Linked DNA regions of Homo sapiens: all the other regions are linked to region 2. The links are chromatin loops, found by intact Hi-C in ENCODE. Cell type or tissue: endothelial cell of umbilical vein. All regions are shown on one strand.

Region 1 (8,000 bases), 410 kb after region 2:
TGGCTGCAGATGGTTGAATATTCAGCCTGAAATCAACGTGCAGTTGATTAACTACTTCTTACACCTGGCCCCTTCTTCATACCAGGCTCTGAACACAATCTGAGTATCACCAGCCAAGAAATTCTGTTTGGGTCCACTAGTCTGAACCTCTTTCTTCAAGACCTTCTGGGGAACCAGAAGGGAATGCAGTAAATTCATGTGAGAGCAACATCATTGGCAACTGGGCACTGGATTGGTAGAAACATAGTGAACTGGTAAGGGTGTGGAAAAGGAAGAAAGGAGAAACTTGCTGTGTGTGCTTAGGTAACTTTTTAAGTTTTATGAAGATGACTAAAGTTTTCCAAATATATGTGAGAGAAATATCTATTTCTCGGCTGGAAAAAAATCAATTCACCGGGCTGTAACCAGGTTTTCTTCTTTTTAGCTTACCTAGCTTGACTAATTTTTTTTCAAGAACCCCCCATCCACCCCCACCTACTCCCCACCACCACCCCCACCCCCACCCCACCCCGGCAAGTACCTCAAAAATTCAGAATGAAATTCAGCTGGGATCTCATAAGTCAACAGCAACAGGTTGTTTTTTTTTTGGAAAGGGTGATAAAATACTTAAAAAATGTTGGATTACAACTAATCAAACATTTTGTATTTTGTCATTAAGCTAATGAACTATTTTTTGAGCCCTTTTTCTCTAAAACTTGCTGATTATTCTGGGTGTCCCTTCCAAACAGCAAATTTGCCTTGATAAACTATTTTTTCATCCGGTTGTTTCTTATTTAAATATTACAACATATCACTAAGATTTCTTCATTATTCCTTAAGCGAAGTAATGTTCCTCCTTGAAATTGCTTCTTTTGGTAAAAAAAAAAAAAAAAAAAAAGAAAAATTCATCAAAAAGAAAATTGACAAATGACAACTTTTTAAAGACGTGAGGTGTGAAAGAGGGAGCACAGGATGACAACATTGTTACACATTATAGATATGAGTCAGCCACTGGGTTTTCATCTTAACTTACATGTATATTTTTCTAATATATAACATTTTAAGGATTTGAAAAATTATTTGAAGGAGCATAAACATTTACTTTTAAAGAAACAAAGTTGAGAGATTCATTCCAATGCAATGGAAAATAATAGGAGCAGAGAAGGCAGGGAAGTGTCGCAAGTTCTTCTAAAACTTTACTATGTATTCCAGGGAATGGAAACATCTGCATTTATTTCTTAAATCTCATTTTCATTTTGTTTTATCATTAAAAAATAGCAAAGGTATTTATCATTACACAAGTAGAAAAAGAGAGTTCAGCATGTGTGCATTTTCTGAAATAATGTAGTAATAAACATTTCAATCCTTTAAAATCCCATGAAGATTTTCCCCAAAAAACTAATGATAGTAAATAGCCCTTGTGGATTGGCAGGAAGAAAACCTACCTCAATTTAGAGAAAAATTTAAGATATGTTATCACCAGAATACGATTTTTACCTACCGTAGACTCTATTTTCATCAAACATAAGTATTATTGACATATCAGCATCATTTTAAATAGCTATGAATTTCAAATTGGATTATAACTCCAAGCCAAGGCTACAAAGAGTGGATTTTATGAATTCCACCCAGGCTTACCAAATAAATATAAGCAGCATGTACTTCATTTAAAATGATTATAAATTATATTTTGAGGTATAAGTGTAGAAGGAACAAAAAGTGATGTGGAAATAACCCAGTTGTTTTCCTGTTACACTGAAACATGATGGTACTTCATTGTATAGTATTAACCCTGTCAGAAAATCCCCAGTACCCACATTTTAAAATATGATTGCACATTGACTCTTCATCTCATTTCCTCTCTATGCAAGTTTCAAAACAGGGCACATTTTCTCATCTTCAGCTTCCAGGAATGCTATTAATGTCTGTCATTTCAGAGCCACCATAACAATACAGGACAACTTCAAAGCATTGTCAACATTTTACAACATAATAATCAATGTGAACTACCATGATAGGCAAAATAGCTGATCTTATATTCCCTACTATCCTGATCTGATTATCCAAATATCAACATAGGACGCCTAATGGATCTAACTTCTTTAAAAATGTTCCAGAAGTTCAAGGTGTTGGCTAGCTTGAGAGTAACAAGATCCAGATGCCGCCTGTCTATACAACACTAAACTACATAGAACTCCAAAACAGATATCTACAATCTCCCTATTTTTCAGGCTCCTCTCTTTTCCCTCACTACTCCACTCTCTCTCTTTACCCCCCATCTTTCTCTCTCTCGCACACACTTTCTACTAGTATAGCTCATCCAGCAGCCTGTGTCTTTGAAAAAATGTGCATAACATTCACTATTTCCTGTTAGTAATAGGTTAAAAGAAGTCTCAAACAGAAAAACAATTATGTTATTCATTTCAATCTAAAGTTTCTTTTCTGAATATATACCATAGTAGAAAACAAGGACCCGAAACAAAGTGTAATTTTTGAAACACTTGGAAAAATGTAGCCAAATGAGTAAAAGGGATGGAATGTCTGATATTTTTCATGCAACCTTTGAGTTTATTGTTTTTGTTTTGTTGAGGCATGAGAAATGACTGTAAATTTTCCCCTTTTAACTTGTCCTTGCTCTGCCATTTCCTTGAGGAATGGCAGGCAGCATTCTCAACCTAACACCCCCAAAGAGTTAAAACTTAAGGCACCGAGCAGGAGGGCTAGTCTATTTAAGCATCAGCAGCACAAACTAAATGCTCACAAAGGCAAATAGCAGTGTGAGTCGACCTTGGAGGGGCAGGGTGGATTACAAAGCAATTGAAAAAGAAAAAAACAAAGCAATAATCTTTTGTATAATACTGAAAGTCTGCTTCCCAGTCTGGTTTACAAATAGGCGTTGCTGGACGAGACAAAATAAATGACAGATAACTACAGCATGAATTACCTAACCCTAATCACATCACCGAGTCCTGGTGACAGCATAGATCATTCAGGCACGCCTTGTTCACTCTCGGCATATTTATTTATTAAGGAGACGGTGGAGTCTGGCTAATGCTAATGCAATACAAAATAATATCACCCGTACACTCGAGGTGGTCACTCCGCTAACATGTTTTCCCCCTAATCAAGTCCAATTTAATTGACAAATCGGAGCAGTGATTTCACACCTGAGAGTCTTTCATGTCTTAACTGCAGGATAAAGTTCAGGGTAGGTACTGCCCACTGCTTACTTACGTGGGCTTGCCTCTGGGCCCCTAATGGTCATTTGACACACACACATAAAGCCTAAAGTATTTAACCAATTCAAGTCCAATTATGATCAGTTACATTTCATTCCTTTTCAAGACTCAGGCCTCCTCATGGCAGCTACACAGAAAAATAGATCTTCTAAAAGTAAAGAACATCTATTGTAAAGCAGTCTGTAGCATGCTGATCATCCTCAACATAAAATAAAATAGGCAAGGCAAATTAAAAATAAAAATAAACTCTCAGAGACTCTGGTAGGAGCCCTATACCTTCTCACACCCTTCTTTCATTCTATACCCTGCGATTAAAAGTTTGAGTTACCCCCACCGTTGCACGTCCTATCCAGTGGGAAAAACCCTTTTAGAGCCACAATCAAAGAACAGCTCACCAGAAAAGCCCCTGAAATTATATTCTTGTGCCTGGTAATCACTGTTGTGATCTGCTTTCTAAAAACCGTGCCCATCTGCAAAAGACGTTCCTGATATCAGGACCATTTATGCTGCCAAATAACAACAAAGAAACTGAACTCAAGTGAAACTATTATCTCTCCTTAAAGAGAAAGCTACAATTCCGGGTTTGCTGCTTTCTTCTTATGTCTTCCTCTGCCTCATTAACTCCATTGGTATGTCACTAATTTCAAAGAAGCAGGAAGAAGTGATGGGGGTGGGGGTTAACTAATAATTCACACGCCTGTCTGTTTCCCATCCCAAGTGCAGAACGATACCACGCTGATCGCCAGACCGTGGGTCAAGCCATACCTTGGTTTGGAGATAATGAGGATAGTAGTAAGTGTACTGGGGGTACATTTGTGGCTGATCCAGGCGTTTGCCCATGTAGCTGGAATCTTTATCTCCGAGGCAGGGAACTGGATGACAGGGTATAGTGCCCCAGGCCGAGCTTCCTCTTAAACCACTATTCCTGACAGTCCCGGTGACTGATGAGGCTTCAGAGACTCCACCACTCGCTAGTTCCAACACAGCAAGAATTTTTTTAAAAAACAAAACAAAACAAAAAACACACACCAAAGGAAAAAAAAAAAGGGCGAGGAGTGAGATCTGTAGAAAAAACACCCACACACAGCCTTCCCAGATCTTGCCTGGCTTCCCCCAGCTGCCGGGGTCCACTTGGGATGAGGCAGTTTGTTCTCTAACCAGGCTGTCTGTAGTGATGTCAATTGCCAGCGTTCGTAAAGGGGGAAAAAAATCAAAGTCCTTTTAGCACAACTCCGAATCCTTGCAGATCAGCTTCCTGTCTCTTGGTTGTCTCTTTCCCCACCTTAAAGAAAAAGAAAAAAGAGAGAGAGAAAGAGAAAGAAAGAAAGAAAAAGAAAGAAAGAAAGAAAAAGAAAGGGGAAAAAGAAAAAAAAAAAGAAAAAAAGGAAGAAAAAAAAAAAAAAAAAACCTTGTACAGCTTAGTTGCTGCTGTCTCCCTCCCAGAGTGACATGGTGTTCGGGGCTTGTCCTGTCCTTTCATTCACTTCCCCTCCTTCCAGCCGGTGGGTGGAACCGAGAGAGCCTCTCCAGGGAGCAGCGTACGCAGTCCAGAAGGCTGCAGTATTTCCTCCAAGAAAAAAAAAAAAAAAGGCTGCTTCAACCCCTGCTGCAAGCAAAGTTCCGATTCCCTCTGCTGGCTATCTCGAATAGCAAGCGATTTTTGCAGCAACGCTGCTGCCGCTGGAACTGAACCTGAAGAACTCAAATGCGGGCGGTGGATTATTTCTTATCCCTCCTCCATCTACCCCACACAAGAGCTGCTTTTTGTTCCTCTTTTTGCCAAGTTCCAAGGTAAGCCACACTGCTAAACAAAACACAGAAGAGAGGGAAGAGAGGACGAAAGAAGGAAGGAGGAGAAAGGAAAAGAAATAAAGGCAGGGGAACTAACCTTGCTGGTTAAAGGGGAAAAAAGTAAGTCCCGGATGCTTTCAAAATCTGTTAACACGCTAGAGCCAGACGCATCCAAGAGCTGATTGAGAAACTAACCTTTTACTACCTGGAAAACTTGGTGGATGTTAAGTATTGAAGAAATTTTAGGGTCTACTCCAGGACTACTATTAATGCCACATGTCATCAGATTGGACTGATCAACTGAACATATCAAAAATAATAACTTTTTTAAAATACATCCATTTTGTAAAAAAAAAAAAAAAAAAAATCAAAGGAAGTGACCCCTTAGGTTCGTCAGATATTTTACAGATAAAATCTGTTTCTCCCATTGTCTCTCTCTTTATGATTATTTTGTTGCATTGATGCTTTAATCACTTTACTGATATCATCTAAAAAAAAAAGAACAAAAATCATAATTGCTTGGCAGAGTTTTTTCCCACCAATGATAATATTCTGTCATGTCTATCAGCTGCTACATTATAATACAAATTGTTTCAGATAAAATATATTTCCTTAAAGGGTCCCTTTTCAAGGCGGGCGAGGCTAAAATTAGATGTGCCAGCTGTGTTTTGCTGCGAGTGCTCACGCATGCCCAAAGCGTGGGCAGACCAATACTGAGCTCTTTTCTACTTTGTCAAGTCGGCTCTGTTCTCCTGAGCCCAGAGTCTCCTATTTAGATAAAAGGTCCCTGGTACAAATCCAGCTTCCTAGTCAAGAAGAACAGAGAATTTGGGCTCAGTGCACACATGGTGTCCATCCACATACAAGCCGCACCACCCCTAAAGCAACTGGCTTCCACCGAGGGGAACTGGTTTCTGGAAGCTGTGTGAGTGCATACGTGTTCCTTGGATAAAAATAAGGATGGCAGGTAAATAGTTTTATGTTTTACTTTTGACAAGAATAACAATCAGAAGGAAGGAAGGATGGAGGGTGAGAGGGTAAGAGTTAGGAGGCCCTGACAACATGGTGATTGAGAATATTAAATCAACCCCACCTATCTCTTAAATGTATTATTTGGGGCCTCAGTTGTCCCATCTATAAAATAGAAATACTGCCAACTCTCCTGGCTGAAGGCAGTACACTGAATCAGACACTAAAAATGACACTGATTTAAAAATCCTCCAGTGGTGTCACGTTTCTCAAACAATAAAGTCCTGACTCTTTGGAATAGGTTTCAGGACACTTGACGAGCTGTCTGGCCCTGGCTTTCTACTCTAGTCTCGGACTTTCAACTCTGCCCCTCACATCCTATACCGGAGTCACTCTGAGCTACTTTCAGGACAGGAACATGCTCTCAGAGGCTTCTGTCATTCCCTCTTCCTGGAGTGCTCTCCCAAGTCCATCTCCACCTCTTTTACCCTTCAGCCTGTCCTTCAGGTCTCAGTATGGATATCACCTCCTCACAGTAGCTTTCTCTAAACCCTTCCTTCTCTGCTGCACTTTATATTTGCCCTCATAGAAGGCTTATTCTACATGTATTTGCCTGCTTATTGTTTGTTTCTTCCATGATGTTCTAAACTCTAGGGGGGCAGGAGGTCACATTGTTCTCACTTGCCTTTATATTTCCAAAAACTTGCATAGAGTTGAGCACAAAATGGGTGTTCAGTAAATGTCTGAAGAATAAAATGTTAGACATAATTAATAATTTTTCAACCTGACTTACATCCCTCTTTCAGTACATTTCAGTCCCTGTTACAGGTCAAGAATTGACCTGGGTGCAGGATATAGAGGCACATGAATCAGAACAAGGTCCTTCTTTCATCGAGTTTATATTTAGTGGGGAAGGGGGGACAAACAAAGGGATAAAGAAGTAAATATGCAGTATAATGTCAGGAAATACAAAGCGCTGTAAGGAAATATGAAACAGAGTAAAGAGAAACAAAGTCACAGAGATTCTACTTTAAACAAGATAGGAAAATGCTCTCCAAGGAAGAGCCTTGGAAAATGCTTTCCTAAGGTCAAAGCAAGGGTGTGAACCATTCTCTGGGTATTGTGCACTGTGAGAATACTTCGTGTTAATGCCTTGGATCCCATCCAGACTGCCTGGGTTCCAATCCTGCCCCTTCTTCATTCATCTCCCTCAGTTTCTTCATCCATCAAATATCACTATTCACTTCATACAGTTATTTAGAAAACCAACCCAGATAAACACATGAAGCTTTTAAAACACCTTGTACCATGTTGGATCTGCTTAACAAATGCCAGCCTGCACATGGGGGAAAAACATCCCAGTCACAGGGAACAGTAAGTACAGAACGGCCTGCAGTGGGACTGTGTCTTTGGAATGTGCAAGATCCGGCACAGAGGCTGAAATGAAGCAAGTGAGGAAAGACCATAAAATGGGGTTAGGGAGGTACCCTTGGGCCAGATCATATAAACCTTAGTAAAGAACTGATATGGAAAGCTAATTAATTGATAGTTAACAGTACAGCAAGGACTTTATCCAAATATTCAGATTCTACATCTAGTCATCTTCAACTATAGAATGCTGTCATTTAAACAACCTATTAATGCTCCTCCAAGTTCTATCTTGTAAGAACAAAATCCAAGATTGCTTTGGCTAATTCTGCCACCATGGACAAAGGATATAAATACTCTTTCATTAATACATGGTCTAGATACTCCTTAAAGGGAAAAGAATACTGTCTTATTTACAAATGAAAGGCCAAATGACTCCTCAGCCAAAACTGATATAACCCATTATCTGTAAAGTTCCCAGCATGTGTTGATGCTATCAGCAATTTCTACATAAAATTGTTACTTTTTAAAATGCTATTTGATTTCGTTGGATTATTGTAATGTTTTAGGCATAAATTGTCATTAGCTTAAAAACCCTCATTGCACCTTCAAAGCTTTTCTTAAGTAATGCAAAGTAGGTTTACCACCTGTGGG
Region 2 (8,000 bases):
AGTCCCAGCTACTTCGGAGACCGAGGCAGGAGAATTGCTTGAACCTGGAAAGCGGAGTTGCAGTGAGCTGAGATTGTGACACTGCACTCCAGCTTGGGCAACAGAGTGGTACTTCATCTCAAAAAAATGAAAATAGCTCTACATTTGAAACCTTCTTTCAAGAAGGTACTTATTGAAAGATTTTTTGTGTATGTTTAAGCCTCTTCACTAGGATAGTATTTCATAACAAAGCCAATTGCCTATCAATTGGGAAATGGTTTATTAAACTGTGAAGTATTCACAAAATGGAACTTTATGTATTTGTCGAAAATGTTTACATTTGTTATTATAAAGGAGCACCAAGATATGTTGTTATGTGAAGAAAGCTGGGTGAATAAAAGTGAATAGTATGCTACCATTAGTCTAATAAATGGTGATAAATATTTTATAATAGTCTTTAATATGGTAGTATTAATTATATAAATTTTTCGTACAACAAAAAATGTGTAATTACATCCAATGGGTCAAAACAATAATTAAAAATAAGCTCTATAAATTATGTAAAGTGTCCTCTCCTTAATAAACATTAAGAATAGCATAGTCCACACAGAGTCTTTCCAGAATTTTCAATACTTTAAAAAAAGCAAATGAGAAGACTTGGGAGATGGTAACAATATATGATTGTACTCACTTGTCCTTCGTGTTTTGGTAGACATGCCCAAATTCTCTTCATGCTCATTTTGTTATGAAATACTATTTCATTGAATCCGCCATCTTGACCCACCATCCATAAAAATAGGCACATTTAAATGAATAAACAAAGAGTGCTGAGAAGTCAAGATTCCTCCAAAGACTGTATTTCTCCATTTACCACTTTCATGGCAATGTCTGTGATATCCTGGCTATAGAATTTACATGAAAAAAAAAATCTGGTTTACAGCACATTCAGACACAAACTGCTCCGGTTTTATTATTCCAATAAAAGCAAAGGATTGTTGATTCTCTGTTTGCCTCCCTCACCAGGGACTACATTTTGCCATGGCTGCATTTGCTGTGTATGTAGAATTCTGTGCATTACTCAGAACTTTCTGGACTCTTATAAAATTGAAGTCCTGTGGCTATAAATAGAATAACAGTAGTCTGAAGAAGGAGCATTAATTTCACTGGAATGTAGGCACAGCCACAAGCCTGTCCCTTCAGGGAGCTCACATAAAATGAAGCACCAAGTATGAAGATTTTTGTGTTGCTTTTCCCCCTTAGTTGTTAAGACAGGTGCACGTGGAATATGTCAGAGGAATAATGATTATCAGCAGTATAACAAAAGGACAGAAGTTGGTAGAATCTGCAGATGAATGCACTACTAAGCATATCAGGCAGGAGAGTACTTAAAGTTTTTGTATACAGATTAGGCAACTCTAAATAAAAAATCTGAAATCCACAATGCTCCAAAATCAGAAATTTTTTGAGCGCTAAAATGATGCACAACTGCAAAATTCCACATCTGATCTTATGTGGTGGGTCGCAGAAAAAACAGTCGCAACTTTGTTTCATGCCCAAAATTACTTTCAAATAGTGTATAAAATTACCTTCAGATTATGTATATAAGGTATATATGAAACATAAACAAACTCTGTGTTTAGACATGGGTCCCATACCCAGAATATCTCATTGCATATATGCAAATATTCAAAAATCCAAAGAAATTCAACATCTGAAACACTTCTGGTCCCAGGCATTTTGGACAAGATACATTCAAACTGTAATAAGTTTCTTCCTTTGAAAAGCAGAATATTAGATTAAAATAAACTCCTGTCAGTTCATGGGTAACATTGGTAAACAAGGTAGCTCAGATAGGTGGATTAAACAATGGAAAGAAAAGTAAACCGGGTGAAGTTCTGGTCATGTTCCCCCAACGTTTCAGAGAGATGGACAAGCATGTAAGTAAAATGATAAATAGGATTGTGCAAATGGGCTCATTAAGAAGCAAGTGTGCAAAGATTAATGGTTTGGAGGAAGTTGTCTAAAATTCCATAGGTATATGATAGCTTTTCTTTACCAAAACTACATTTGTTTCAATAGCAAATTTTAATATAAACCAATTGTATCATTAAGAATATATGTTCAGGAAGATTCCATTAAAATTTTCCCAAACTTAGATCCATATTACTGTATAAGAAATAAAAACAAATGCTTTTTGTGCCTGTTTATATTACCTTGTCCTTACCATGCTGAGCACACAGGCCCTGCATTTCTTTATGTAAGAACTTCTCTGGCTGGATAATCTCTGTTGTCCTCCTTTGTAGCAAGTTAGAAGTTTTGGAGAAATCACAACTACTAGGGGTACCTACAAAAATTAAAAATTAAAAAAAACCCAAACGACCAGGGGAGACATTTTACTAGTCAATCAGGGGTTGGTGTATAAATAACCTAGCTCCCTCACCCCTTGTGTATGATGACTCTAAGATGTGTACCCTACACTGGCTCTTGGAGTTGCCCTAGGGTATTGACCTGCAGTCACCCACAGTGGTAGCTGAATTAATAAGGTGCTCTTGTCCCGATCGCCATCTATCAGTGTTGTTTCTTCACGTGCTCCTGAACCTCCCCAGAAGCATCTGCTCCTTGGGGAGCAAGAGCTAAAACAGAAATTATCATCAACTCTCAAATATTATGAATTGAGCAATTTTATAAATATCTAACTTTTCATGTTCTGGCCTTCGTGCAGAAAAGAGGAGCCAGCAGTCATCTATGAGACAGGGTGGCTGATGTAACAAAAGATCTATCCTTTCCAGTTCTCATACAGTGTGTGACATTGCTACTCAAGGGCCTTTCATCAACAAATGATTAATTGGTGAGGAATGACATTACCTTCCTTGAATAAAACATAATTTAGTACAAATGATCGTTTTTAATTAGCTTGCAATAATAATGGCAGGTACCATTTATTCAGCACTTACTGTGTTCTATGTTGTATGCTAAGTGCATTTATCTTACCTCTGAGATTGGCACCATAATCTGTATTATAATCAGCTACTATAATCAGGAAATATAATCCCCATTTTAAAGATGAAAAAAACTGAGAGCCTAACTCACGTGAAGTCACACTGCTAGTAAGGGGCAGATCTGGGCTTGGAAGCCAGGATTGCTTGAATTGGATGCCTGTGAGTGTCCATAATTAAGTGTCACCATCCATCTTTGTTACAGAGATCAGGATCCTAAGGGAGTTAACAGAAGACATGGAGAGTTTTTAAAATGTCAATGCCTAGGGGATCTTTACTGACGGCAAGAAAGAAGAAAGAAACATTGAAATCCTAGAGCCTGGTCTTGGTTTAGTGACCCCCCTGGCCTTACCCTTTGTCCCTTGGCCATCTCACTGCTCAATTTGACCAGTTCAAACAACAGAGGAATGAAAAAGAAATAAAAATCAACTTGGAAATTAGCACAACTTTTACTGTGGGAACTGGTTTACATTTTTGGCTAAAATTAAGCTTGGGATTGTTTGTGAAACTCAATGAAGCAAGAGTTGGCAATGTGTACAGGCAGAGTGTGTTCTCCCGTGCTGTCCACACACGATTTCCTAACAATCAAAAGAAAATGCTTTATCTGTTAGTAAAAGTTAGCAAAGTTTCATAACTTCCTGTAATTACTACTCTGAGAGTTCACAATGGTTATTTTTTCACATGAAATTGTTAAATGAGGGCTGCCTGAGATTTCACTTAAAATTTTGCACTTGGAAGAAAAAAAGGGGAAAAAATGAGAAGCCAACAGAATAACAACTCTAGAAGTGAAGAACTAACATTTAAAGAGTGAAAATAATAATTAAAAGTAGGATCTATATATTAACTAAAATGCCCCTCCTCAACAAACATAGGAATACATACTCTACACAGAGTTCTAAGAAGTTCGCAGTGAGCTTACATTTGTGGAATGCCTACCATGTCTCCAACCAATTGTCCATATTCTTACATTTAACCTTTCTACAAATCCAGTAGCATTAGTATCACTAATCCTTTTTTATTAATAAGGAAAAAGTCACAAAACCTGAATTCATACCATTTTAAAATTTGTTAGTTTTATTTATCCTTTCTTATACTAGATCTTTGCAAGACTAGATAATAATTCATTGCTTCTAGATAGTCTGCGAGATCCTAATATGAACAAACTGCTACAGTAGTAGTAAGAGTAAAACTCCAAAGGGACTTGGAATTTTTCATGTTATTTGAGCAAAAGTGTTGTTTAAAAAAAATGGCCAAACTTGCTTTCAAAATGAAAAGGTGAGTGACTCAGCAGTGGGCAATGAGAGACTCTCACCAGCCTATAAGTGCAGTGATAAATAGCAGACATTGCTTAGCTAAGTTATGAATAACCACACCAGGAATGTGTCTGCTTAGGCTCCTGTGCCTGACAATTGTTACATGAATATAAAACAATCTGCCTTGTATTTTTTTTTTAAAAAAAAATTTGCATGCAGCTTTTTACTTTGCTAGATTTTAAAATTTGGGGCTGGGGTGGGAGATGGGTAAGAACAGTTTTTAATTTTTTTTATTTTTTTATGCTTCCTCCTCTTTAGCCACAACATTTAGGACAGTCACTTGCACAGATAATGTGTTTAAAACATAATTGAACTCTAAGTATATGCAAATCCTGAAATACCTAGAAATTCAGAAACTTCCTATATTAATTGGAATTCAAAAAAAATCAAGCAGGAAATTACTGTGACCACCTACATCCATATACGGATATACAAACTAATTGTTAGTCTTTGCTAACAGTGAATCCCAAGTAACCCAGAACAGAGTAACTCTTGCTAACTAGTTCTACAGTAATAACTTTTTTTAGGAATAAGAGTAAGACAGCCCTATGAAATATTTTTAAAGCAGATTTCCTCTTATGACGAACAATTGTAAAAGGTTTATCTTTCTACAATAGGACATGTTCCCTCAAAATAGTAGAGAAATTTGTTATATAGACAAAGGCTTCCATGAATGATTTTGAGGATGTAAGTTGGAAATGAAAGAGAAATATAGTTCCAGACTTGGGTGAAAATGTATGTGACAAAAAGATGACATAATCTATCAAAATGTAATGAAAAACAGATATCAGAAGCAGAGGCAACTAATGTAGCCATGGCCACCCCCTTGCACACCCCCTTCCCTCAACACACAAACCTGCCTCACTCTCCAGAGGCTGTCTTGGCTGACACAGAGGATGCATTCCATACATGTTTCAAATACCAAGGATCAAGAAGCAAATCCAAGTGTTCACTGCGTAAGTGTTCCTGTCATTTTGTGGTATTTTGAAGAAACCACTGTGAAGCAACTTGATTCAACTATTGCTTTAAAACTCAAACACTGATCATGTTGACACTGTCTACAGTAATCAGTGTTTGAAAAATAATGGATAAACATTTTACTATTTGCCTTTAAAGAACAAAACAAGAGTAGTATTTCCAACCTAGCTAAGAGGGGACAAACAGAAAAGATAGAGAATTCAAAGTTTTGTCTTAGGATGAACAAAAATCAATCTGAAATTATTGATCAAATCATTGAAATTATCATTATGTACAGCTTCGGTCTCAACCTAGTTCACTGATGTTACCCATTTCTCTACCGAGAAGGGCACATTTATGAAACTGAAGAATGACTGTATGAATAAAGTATGTTAAGCTTTCTTATATGCTAATAGTAGTTAATCTTTGCAATAATCTTTTGAAGTAACATGATTTATTTTACAAATAAGTAAACTGAGACACAAGAAAACTCAGTCATTTACCCAAGATCATAGTCAATAAATAAATGTGGACCCTAAATTTTAGCTCAATAGAAATAAATTGGCATGCTTTTCCCATCCCCCTGTTTATAAGATATATATTTGCCCATGACTTGGGCTGTTTATTAGATATAGGACATCCTCAGAGGCATCCATGTATGTATATGCATTCAATAATGACATTATTCCTCAGGCATGAAACACCTTAAAATATCTTTCTAACTATCCAGAGAAAATTATAGTCATGAATTTGAGGTCTATGTATTAGTCTGAATTTGCTCTGTACAGCATCACACATCACAATTATGCATTTTCAAGGAATGTTTTCTGATGGGTATTTGTCTTTAATTCATTCTAAAATTTGGGGAAAAAATGTAAAGAAGAGTGTTGTATTTCTATCAGATATCATAATGTTGGTTTGTCATAGAGAAAAGTATCTCAGTAAAAAACCACTTTAGTCTCAATGTAAATTATGCAGAAGTGTCTTAGCCATTAAACAGAATAAGTTACAGTGTATGTTTCTGGAAATATAAATCTAGACACATAAATCAGGATGTCTAGTCAGTGATTTAAAAAAATATTTAGCACAGTGGTCATATAAAGGATCTGTCCGTACCAAAACATAAATGAGCACAATGTACATTTTTAAAGCAAATATAAGCACTAAACTTGAACACTAATCACTTATCCTAAAGAAAAGAGAGCATGATTATATATATAATTTATAATTATGCTTAAGGTTATGTTTCCTGCTTTGTAAAAGACCTATCTTAACTTTCAGCCCCTTTGGAGGTAGCAGTATACTCATTACTATCATGCAGGAACAATATAGCTATTCACATTTGCGATGTGCTTTGCAATCGCTATGGATCATGAGGATAAATGATGGGAGAGAAAATGATAGAAAGGGAATCTGAGAAAATGATGGGAAGAGGAAAACACATGGTCAGTTTTTTGATTAGGTTGTCAAATAAAGTCTCTTAATGTAACGTTTACAAGAAAATCTTGAGATTACTCCACTTTTTCTACGGTTCTGTTGTTCCGTTTTTAATGTGAGCAAGTCAGGTCACTCAAGCATATTCAAGTTCAACTCACTAAAGCATAATAATGCTTATTGTTATACTTCATTATAAACAGGGCTCAAAACAATGAATATTGACAAGCTAAAATTATACCTCTTTAAGTCTTAGCAAGCTTGGTTAAATGGTTATATATGCAAGATCAAGTTAAAATGGAAACATGAGGCATTTAAAAAATATAGAGGTCGGGCGCGGTGGCTCACACCTGTAATCCTAGCACTTTGGGAGGCCAAGGCAGGTGGATCACCTGAGGTTAGGAGTTTGAGACCACACTGACCAACATGGTGAAACCCCATCTCTACTAAAAATACAAAAGTTAGCTTGGCATAGTGGCAGGCATCTGTAATCCCAGCTACTTGGGAGGCTGAGGCAGGAGAATTGCTTGAATCCAGGAGGCAAAGGTTGCAGTGAGCCGAGATCCCAGGAGGCAGAGGTTGCAGTGAGCTGAGATTGTGCCATTGCACTCCAGCCTGGGCGACAGAGGGATACTCCATCTCAAAAAAAAAAAAAAAAAATAGAGAGAGAGAGAGAGAAGGGTCACACATAAATAAGATTTATACTTAACTTGTTTGATTGCTACCAGTGTTAGATTTGAAAGCTATGCACATAAACTATTGGGAGCAAATCCGCATTGTTATGTGACAGAGAAAAGATGGCATCTAGAGGAAGAAACGTGCTATTTATTTTCAGTGTTTTTTTCCATAAGATTTAACTCTAGGGCAGAATTATGAGTCTCTGTCAGAGAAACCAACCAAAAATAAAAATTGAACCTGGTGCTTGTACATCTTACATGACAGATGAAAGAAGACTCAATAAATCACAAGTGTCATGAATTAAGCCATTTTGTTTTATTTTATTTTTTCCTTTGGGGCATTTCTGTGGGACTTCTTGACTTTTCTTTCTAAGATGAGTAGAAATGAGGCATGCATTAAACAAATGATTGGCTATTACAAAGAACCACTTTATTGATGTTGACAGAAACCCACGAACAAGTCATGAAAAGAGAAGTACCAAGAGTGTGTGCTATTATTTCTTAATACTAGAGCAGAGAAAGTTCATTTCAAGCCATATTTTGGGTCAATCTTACCATGAAGGAAAGTTATTCCTCAGGTCAAGGGTAAGTATTCTGGGAGAAGGTACAGAACCCATAATTATTTAGTCAATTTTCTTCTTGAC
Region 3 (8,000 bases), 360 kb after region 2:
TACCACAGGTGGGGGTGAGAGGCCAACAAGAGTTAGAGGATCCTGGAGTCTCCTGGCTTACAGTGGCTGACCTCTGAGTGAGGTCTGCTAGCAAAGATGACAATTAGTAGCAAGAGTGGCAGAGACTAACAGGTGAAGCAATCATTTGAAATTAGCAAGGAAAACACCTGCCAAGAATCATATCAAAATTGATGATGCTGTTCCACTCAACCATAACATGGTGACAAAATTTGTTCTAAACCGTATCAGAAGTCTGGAGTAATAGCTGATACGGTGGTTCTTAAGAGACATTACTCATGCAAAAGTAATAAATTATTTATATAATAATAATAATAACAAATTATTTATGGAATAAGGATGAGGAAGGAAGGGAGAAGAGAGGAGAGGAGAGGAGAGGAGGAGGAGAGGAGAGGAGAGGAGGAGGAGAGGAGAGGAGAAATCCTAGACAGCATAATCTAGACCAGTAGACCAGTAACTCACACATTAGCATTTATCAAAATTATCTGAAGAGCTTTTCACATACAGATTGCTGGACTCCACCCACTGTGTTTCTGATTCAGTAAGTCTGAGCAGAAATCTGAGAATTTGCATTTCTTACAAGTTCCCAGATGGAGCTAAAACTTCTTGTCCAGGGACCACACTTTGAGAACTACTATTCTAAACCTTTACAGGAGAGATTCTATTCTGTAGTTTACAAAGACCATATTGTTGGGCTGAAGGCAAACCAATTACTCTTTTTTTGTGCTTCAGTTGACACCAATCTGTAAATTATGACACATTTTATTTGCTTTTATATAACTCATAGATGAAGTATTAAATACATTCTAAGCCTCATTTGTGATATTTAAGATGCTAGAATTGATACTTTATAACTGGCATATGAAAATGAATGCAAATCAAAGACAAAATAGATGTGGAGCTTCGTTTTTAAAAAAAGCTTAAAGAGACCCAATCACAACACAGAAGAAACAGCACAGATCATGGCATGCATATTTTGTTCCCAGATCCCTACATCTTTAACTGGCCTTAGGTCTTGAGGCTTTCTGTCACTTGATACTGTTGAGCCTCAATTTTCCCATCTCAAAAATGGAGAGGTCAAAATAGATGAGTCCCTTCCATTTATACCATTCTAGCCAAGGTTATAAGGTAGTCAACAGAGTTGTTTTCCAAGTGACCTGCTTTTTCCTAAATTATAATTACCAGAAATCATTTTGCACCACAAATGTAATTTAGAAAGATCAGGCTTATCAAACATGTCCCCTAACTGTTTTACTGGAAACACAGTGTTTGTAGAGACAAGTAGTATTGTAAGGTTGTTTTTTATTTGTGCTTTATCAGATGGTTGTATTATTACATTAGTCTTTGATTCTGTGCAGCTTCATATCACATTAGAACATCTAAAACATAACCTTCCCTAGTGTATTCCTATTCCTGAGTCTTTTTTTAAAATTAGACACAGGTTCTCACTCTGTCACCCAGCCTGGGTTGCAGCAGCATGATCATAGCCCACAGTTCCCTCAACCTCCTGGTCTCAAGCAATCCTCTTGCCTCAGCCTCAGCCACCCAAGTAGCTAGAACTAAAAGGCTCATGCCACCATGACCAGCTAATTTTTTAATTTTTTGTAGAGATGGGGTCTCATTATGTTGTCTAGGCTAGTCGCCAACTCCTGGCCTCAAGCAATCCTCCCACCCCTGGATCCCAAAGTGCTGGGATTATAGGCTTGAGCCACTGCATCCAGCCATATATTCCTAAATCTTACAGATTACTAGGGCCATATAGGTACTATTTTAGTACCTATATGGTAACATATAGAAAAATAATTTTGATCAATAGGGATAATTTTTTAACATTTTGTATCAAATATCCCAAGGACATTATGTTGGGTGCTAGAAATTACTCCAGTGATAGCAATGTATTCATTAGTTTACAAATATTTCCATAAATGAGCACCAACTTTAAAGTGAAATCATCTTTAAAAAATAACAAAAGGGATAAGCTGTGGGGGTTAAGAATAATTAACCATATTATATGTATATAAATACTCTAGAGTTAATTTTAGAATTTTAAGCATGTTACAATGAAATTATAATTAGAGCATTTTAAAAAACCGTTTCAGATTTGCTAAAACTGTATACTTTAAAAGACCAAAGAGTATTAGAAGTCTAGGAAATAGGAGAAGGTACATGGAATTTGACTTAATTTTATTTGTAATTGTTTAAATATGAATTTGACCCCCAAAAATCAACATATTGTCTTTTTTGTCTTTCCAAAAGGAAAACATGATGGCAAAGCAGGCAGTGTCAGGCCTGGGTTGGAATGTTTAACCAATTTACCTTTGACAATTTGCTCAACTTTGCAAGCTTCAGTTTTTTCATTATAGAATGACTAATAATATCTTTTTAGGATTAAATGACAAGATATATCTCTGTATAAGAATATTCACATATGTATATTTCATTTCATGATGCCTAAGACATGGTAGCTGATTAATAAATTATAGGAAGTGATACTGTTCTTACAGGGGCCCAGCTTTCCTATAAAGTAATCCTTTCGTTCCGCAATAAAGTCATTGCCATCAGTATCTTTGGGGTTGAGGCCACAAACACCGTCTCACAGGTTGATTATGGTTTTTTTTTTCATCTAAAATTACGTAAGCAAAATCAATATTGGCATGTGTCAGTAGATCTTGATTGAGCATTTTACTTTGAATACTTGTAATTGAGTTTGATGGAAAAGCTGACTCATGTTAAGAATTGTGCCTTGCAAAAAAACACAACTGCCATGGTATAGTTTGGATCAGAAAGCATCCTTGAGCAAAATATGTTGTACATGCACACAAAAGTACATCCACTCCTAAGCCTATGAAAATTAACAGAAAGCCTGTTTCAAACTGTGCTTACCACCCAAAACATGAAGAAAATGTCAAAATATTTTTTCTTACTTGTTTGAGAACTATTTTTAGATAGTTTTTGAATAGAGAACACATATTTGTTAAAGATGCCGAATTCATTCCAGATGGAGGCTTTGCTACGAAGTTATGGGATGCAAAAGATCTGGTTTTCCTTTGTTAAGAAAAACCGGAAAGGCTGATCAGTTGAAAAATTAAGGTACGCCAGGCCCAGTCCTAAGAATTGCCATGAATATTTTATAATCATTTGAATACATTTAGAACAGAGTACCCCTCAAAAACAAAACAGAATAAAAAACAAAATGAAAAAGAGGGAGGGAGGCAGGAAGTGAGGAATTAAGAGGAAGGGAGGAAAAAGGAAGGAGGGAAGAGAGAAAAAGATATCTTCACAAATTTCACAAATGTATCTTTTAGTCTCTTTCTATTCAGGCTGACCCCTGTTCCTGTCTTCCCCGCTGAGTTCTGAGCTGGGTGGCTGTGAGCCTTTGGAATGCTCACACTTCAGACGTGACAGACGCCGTACACTGGGCAGTCCCAGAGTTACGAGTTTCTCCCACATACCAAATACATTAAGTAGCAGTAGAGTGCTTAGAAGAGCTTTGGCACCAGGCCACTCTGTAACAGGAACTTGCTTGGCAAAGAGCTGCTTTAAGCACATTTGCTGTGTATGTATTTGTAGCAATTTCTTTCCCTTTTAGACCCTTGAAATTGACATGGCAGGGGAGTTCTTTGAGCATATCTGCCACGGACCAAAATAAATGCTTAACCTTCTAGAATGTGCCACGTGGACTATATGCATAATTTCTGCTAATTTATTATCTCACTGCTTGCACCAACAGGCATTATATGGGCACATACCAGGCAATTCTCTTCTGTGATGAAGTGAGACTTAAAATATTGTATCAGTACGCATTATCATTGGAGATTGAATCAAAACCAGGAAGGAGTAAATAATGTTTGCTCTATCATAAAACTGGCAAAATCCAATAGGATAGTCTTTTGTAGGAAGAACAAAAACATCTACAACACTGACAGTGCAGTCTAATTGTAGCAGTTAACCATTAAAAAAAAAATGTCAAACATAACTGAGAAGCAGGCTTCATTTTCCAGTATGTTAACAGCAAAAAAGGCAGACCTATAGTCAGGAGGAAAATGCCTGCTATTAAAACATAACTGATGAATGTTACAAAAAGAGTATTTGTCATCAAACAATGCTTCCATTGTAAAACAATTCCAACCTATGCATGAAAGATTCCAAACGCTAGTACAGCATTCAATTTGATACTGGAGTTTTATCATATTATTTCATGCGAAGAAGAATTATACACTCAATCTGTCTGACAGCTTTGCATATAAAGAACAGTTTCTGCATGACAAATGTGGTGAGCTTATTAAGTTACCAATACACTGCCAAGCCATATTGTCTCAGCAACAGCAGACCCAAAATATTTTCAAATGATTCTTTAAAGCGCAATGCAGGAAAGCCTGAACAACGACATGTCCTGACTTTAATAAAATTCACAACTGCAGGAGCATTTATTTACCTTATATCTAATTAGAATAAATCATCCATAAGCCTCATTTAGTCCATATTTAGTGTGTCAGACTTTTATCTTTTGAGATAGTTGAAAATATTAGTTTTTGATTTATCATCTGCTGCCTCACAGCTGCAAAAAAAAATTAAACTATTAAGCTTAATATAAAAACAGAACACTGTTTCTTAAAAATATAGAGACACGAGAGTATTTACAAACATACTTTTAGGATGGGAAAAATTAGCTACTAAATAATGCAAAATATTAAGAAAACACTTGATCAAAATTAGGAATAGCAAGTAATTTAAGCAAACTAACCTCTTCATTTTTTTCATATTTGTAAAGACATCTTAACTCTCAATCTTGGAATGAACTTACAGGACTAAGTTATATGTGTATTGCAAACGGAACTGTGAAAAGCTTAAATAGTAATGATGTATAATAAAAGCAAAAGGCTAATGCAACAACTATGACTTTACTGTTATTGTTCACAGGCACCATTTTTAAGAAACATTTGCTAGTTGTTGGGTACTAAGCTAATAAGCCCTTTAGACATAATTTTTAAATTTTCACTCTCACATCAACTCTCTAGTATAGTCCCGCTGTACAGATGTGGAAAATAAAACATAGAAATTGTATGAATTGTACAGCTTTGCCTATGGTCATAACGCTAGATACAAGCAAGTCTAGATCTCTCTAATTATGGAAGTACTGAGCACTTAACCATTCTGTCTTACTATATTTTCTTGACTCTTGCTCCACTGAACAAGAAATTTCTTTGCATAAACAAATACTAAATAGGATTTTCAGGGTATCCTATAAAGAACTGTCTGTCATATCAAAAATCATAGCCTAATCCTACTAAGAAAACAAAGACAACTTTGCATCCCTGTTCTTACTTGTTAAAGATGCTGAATTCATTCCAGATGGAGGCTTCATTGCACTGCTGCAACGGAGACACAGCGACTCAACTTAGTCACATGGATCGCTCTTTATTGAATATTTCAAGACTTACCCACCCTAGTTCCAAAGGGAAGTTGTTAACTGAGAATAGGGACTATACTAAATCACCTTAATTGTAGCTTCACTATAAATTTAAAATTTAAACTGCCCTGTAGGTTGAAAGCAGTTTTGTTCTGTTTTACTTTTCCCTCAGTCTGGTCTTAGAGTTAAAGAAGAATGGGTTAATGCAGTGGAATTTTTTTTAAATTATACTTTTTATCAAGCCCCATGAATTGTTAAGCCACCGTCTCAGCACTGAATGTTATACGTGCTGATGCTACATTATAGTGCTACTGCTTTCTAATTGGGCATAAACCCTTGAGAGGGCACTGGATGCAAATGATCACTGACTAGTTCACCTCTGGGAATAAAGGAAATAATCTACCAGGTAGGATTATGCCATGAAAGAAATACACAATTGATTCAAAGATGGACTAAATATAGTTTTAGAGTTTGCCAGAACCTTTTCCCTTAATTTCTCTCTGATATAAAAGTAACATATGCAAATATTACTATACATACAGATTATATACACACATATACAAATTTAAGAGGAATCCTAATGAAAAAAAGTACATGGTTACTAGGTAAAAGGTTAGATTTTCCTGTTTCTAAAATTTTTCAATATTTTCTGTTACTGAAATTTTTCTATATTTAATAGACTAGCTGAGAAAATAATAACTAGTAAAATCATATGCTAGTCTACAACAATGGTATGAAGTCATCCCAGAATAATGCCATTATTTAATTATACTTTGAATTCTCATTTCAAAGTCAGTCTACTAATGATTGGAGGAACATGCAACAGAAGTAAAATTTCCTTATTTATTTTCCAATGTTATCAATTATATATTTGGGGCAAGATTCTGAAAAATAGCTTCTTGTCCTTGCAAGAAATATAGTGCCAGATTCATCTGATCACTCTTTTATTTCATCAACATTAATTTGAAAAACTTGAGGAGCACCAAATATGTGCAAACACTCTTGGAAAGAGGGTGTATAACTGGATGTTTCGAGTATTTATTTCAAAACTTCAGAACTGAAGGAGGCATTGACACCACATTGAGGGTGCTGTTCCAAATTTCAGTAATAGCTTCCGGAACAATCATGCCCAGGCAAGCTGTCTTTGGTGCCCAGGGTAATTCCACATTATATTCAGGTCAGCATTCATTCTTGAAAAGATACTCATTTCTTAGATAAAGCATGTTTCTCAGTTAATATTTCTAACATATTTGAGGATGACACAGAGTGAGAGCAAGAGAGAGAGAACTGAAAAAACAATAACATTTCATTTGTGAATAAAGACCTTAGGAAAAAAAACAAAAGGAGGCAAGAGAATGTTCATGACTGTTTCTTGTTGTTTTGTCTCCAAATGCATCACTTCCTAACTTGCCATTTGTTCTTGATTATCCTGATATTCCGATATTCACTGGATTGGGGATAGAAAATGTATTAAATTTAAAAGAGATAAATCAGTCAGTGTTTTCAGAGCTGGGCTGAATAAACTGAAACAGAAGAGGCTAATCAAAATGAAGCAGTCACAAAGACTGTTATCACAAACCTAGGTATACTTGAGTCCTTTCATCAGTAGAAGGCAGCAACCAACTACGGAGGAGCTGTGGAGTGGAAGACACCATGTGAGTTGCTTGTCAGGGATTCTGATGACCAGATACTCCCCCAAAGAGTTCACAGTCCAGTTTGAGAGACAAATTCTATAATTGGACATAGTATGTGGCCTGTGCTCTAATAGATGAACAAGCCAGTTTCAGAAACAGCACAGGAGAGATGTTGCACTTGAGAAAAGCAAACGGAAAAAAAAAAAAAAAAAAAAAAAAAGGAGCTATCCTGGGTTTGAGTAAGTTTTGTTATTTCAGAAAACTCAAATCACCATTATGGACAAGCCCCTGTGAATCTGGAAAAAAACCTTGTGATTTCCATGGACAGAATCAAATGTGTGTACCATGAGAGAAAAACAGTCATAGAAATCTGGTCAGCCACGCGAGGCTGAGAAGTCTGACTATAACATTCTACATGGATCACAGAAAAAGGAATGATGTCTCAAGTCTGGTTTCCTGGAAGCAAGGTCTGAGATGAGGATTTGTGGGTAAAATTTATTAAAGAAGTGCTCCCCGGATAATTGGGAAGGAAATCATGGGGAAACAAGACAGAGAAGGGAAATAAGGCAAGCAAGAGTACTTTTTCAAGTGAAATTCAACAAAGGATAGCTTTAGTTTGGTCCTACTGGGAAACTACAGGCTGTAAGTTACATATTGGAGTTCGTCTTAACTTAAGGAAAGGGAGCTGGGCTCTCATAAACACCAGGGAGGACGTGGAACTCCCAGGTACCTCAGGTCTCCAGCTGTCCTAAGGCAGTCCTCTGAAGAAAGTCACTAGTGCTAGCCTGCACAAGTCAAACACCCAGAAGCAGATGAAGGGAGTGCAGAAATAGTAAAAAGGTATTCAGAGAGATATGGGTAAGAGTGCCAACACCAGGCAGCGCACAGACTGGTTGAAAATGGGAGAGGACAGGCTTATCCCATCAGCATAATCAATT

What was found. Peaks named below come from ENCODE experiments on the same cell type or tissue, not always from the same donor. Only the 100,000 strongest peaks of a DNase experiment are listed, where the experiment ranks them.
Region 1: a loop joins it to region 2, with 8 times the contacts of the local background. A loop is called at or near these places in 29 of 110 quality-filtered maps.
Region 3: a loop joins it to region 2, with 3 times the contacts of the local background. A loop is called at or near these places in 3 of 110 quality-filtered maps.

What each region holds. Positions count from the first base shown.
Region 1 is chr3:29,277,740-29,285,739 of GRCh38, reverse strand. It overlaps RBMS3 (RNA binding motif single stranded interacting protein 3), which reads right to left and starts at 4,669. Exons shown (of 15, transcript NM_001003793.3): 1 at 3,984-4,669. The coding sequence starts at 4,058. It overlaps RBMS3-AS3 (RBMS3 antisense RNA 3), which reads left to right and starts at 4,801. Exons shown (of 3, transcript NR_109804.1): 1 at 4,801-5,009. RefSeq lists an enhancer at 5,765-5,814. In endothelial cell of umbilical vein, a CTCF peak has its summit at 4,861 (motif pointing left); DNase peaks (open chromatin) are centred at 2,549, 3,139, 4,029, 4,879 and 2 weaker places; H3K4me3 peaks cover 3,866 bases; H3K27ac peaks cover 5,474 bases.
Region 2 is chr3:29,691,289-29,699,288 of GRCh38, reverse strand. The region is part of intron 4 of RBMS3 (RNA binding motif single stranded interacting protein 3); the gene reads right to left. Among named protein-coding and RNA genes, the nearest start is that of RBMS3-AS2, 52 kb to the right of the region's middle. In endothelial cell of umbilical vein, no CTCF peak of the experiment used is centred here; DNase peaks (open chromatin) are centred at 3,578, 4,288 and 5,178; H3K27ac peaks cover 3,000 bases.
Region 3 is chr3:29,331,098-29,339,097 of GRCh38, reverse strand. The region is part of intron 1 of RBMS3 (RNA binding motif single stranded interacting protein 3); the gene reads right to left. Among named protein-coding and RNA genes, the nearest start is that of RBMS3, 54 kb to the right of the region's middle. In endothelial cell of umbilical vein, no CTCF peak of the experiment used is centred here; DNase peaks (open chromatin) are centred at 3,487 and 6,837; H3K4me3 peaks cover 625 bases; H3K27ac peaks cover 3,014 bases.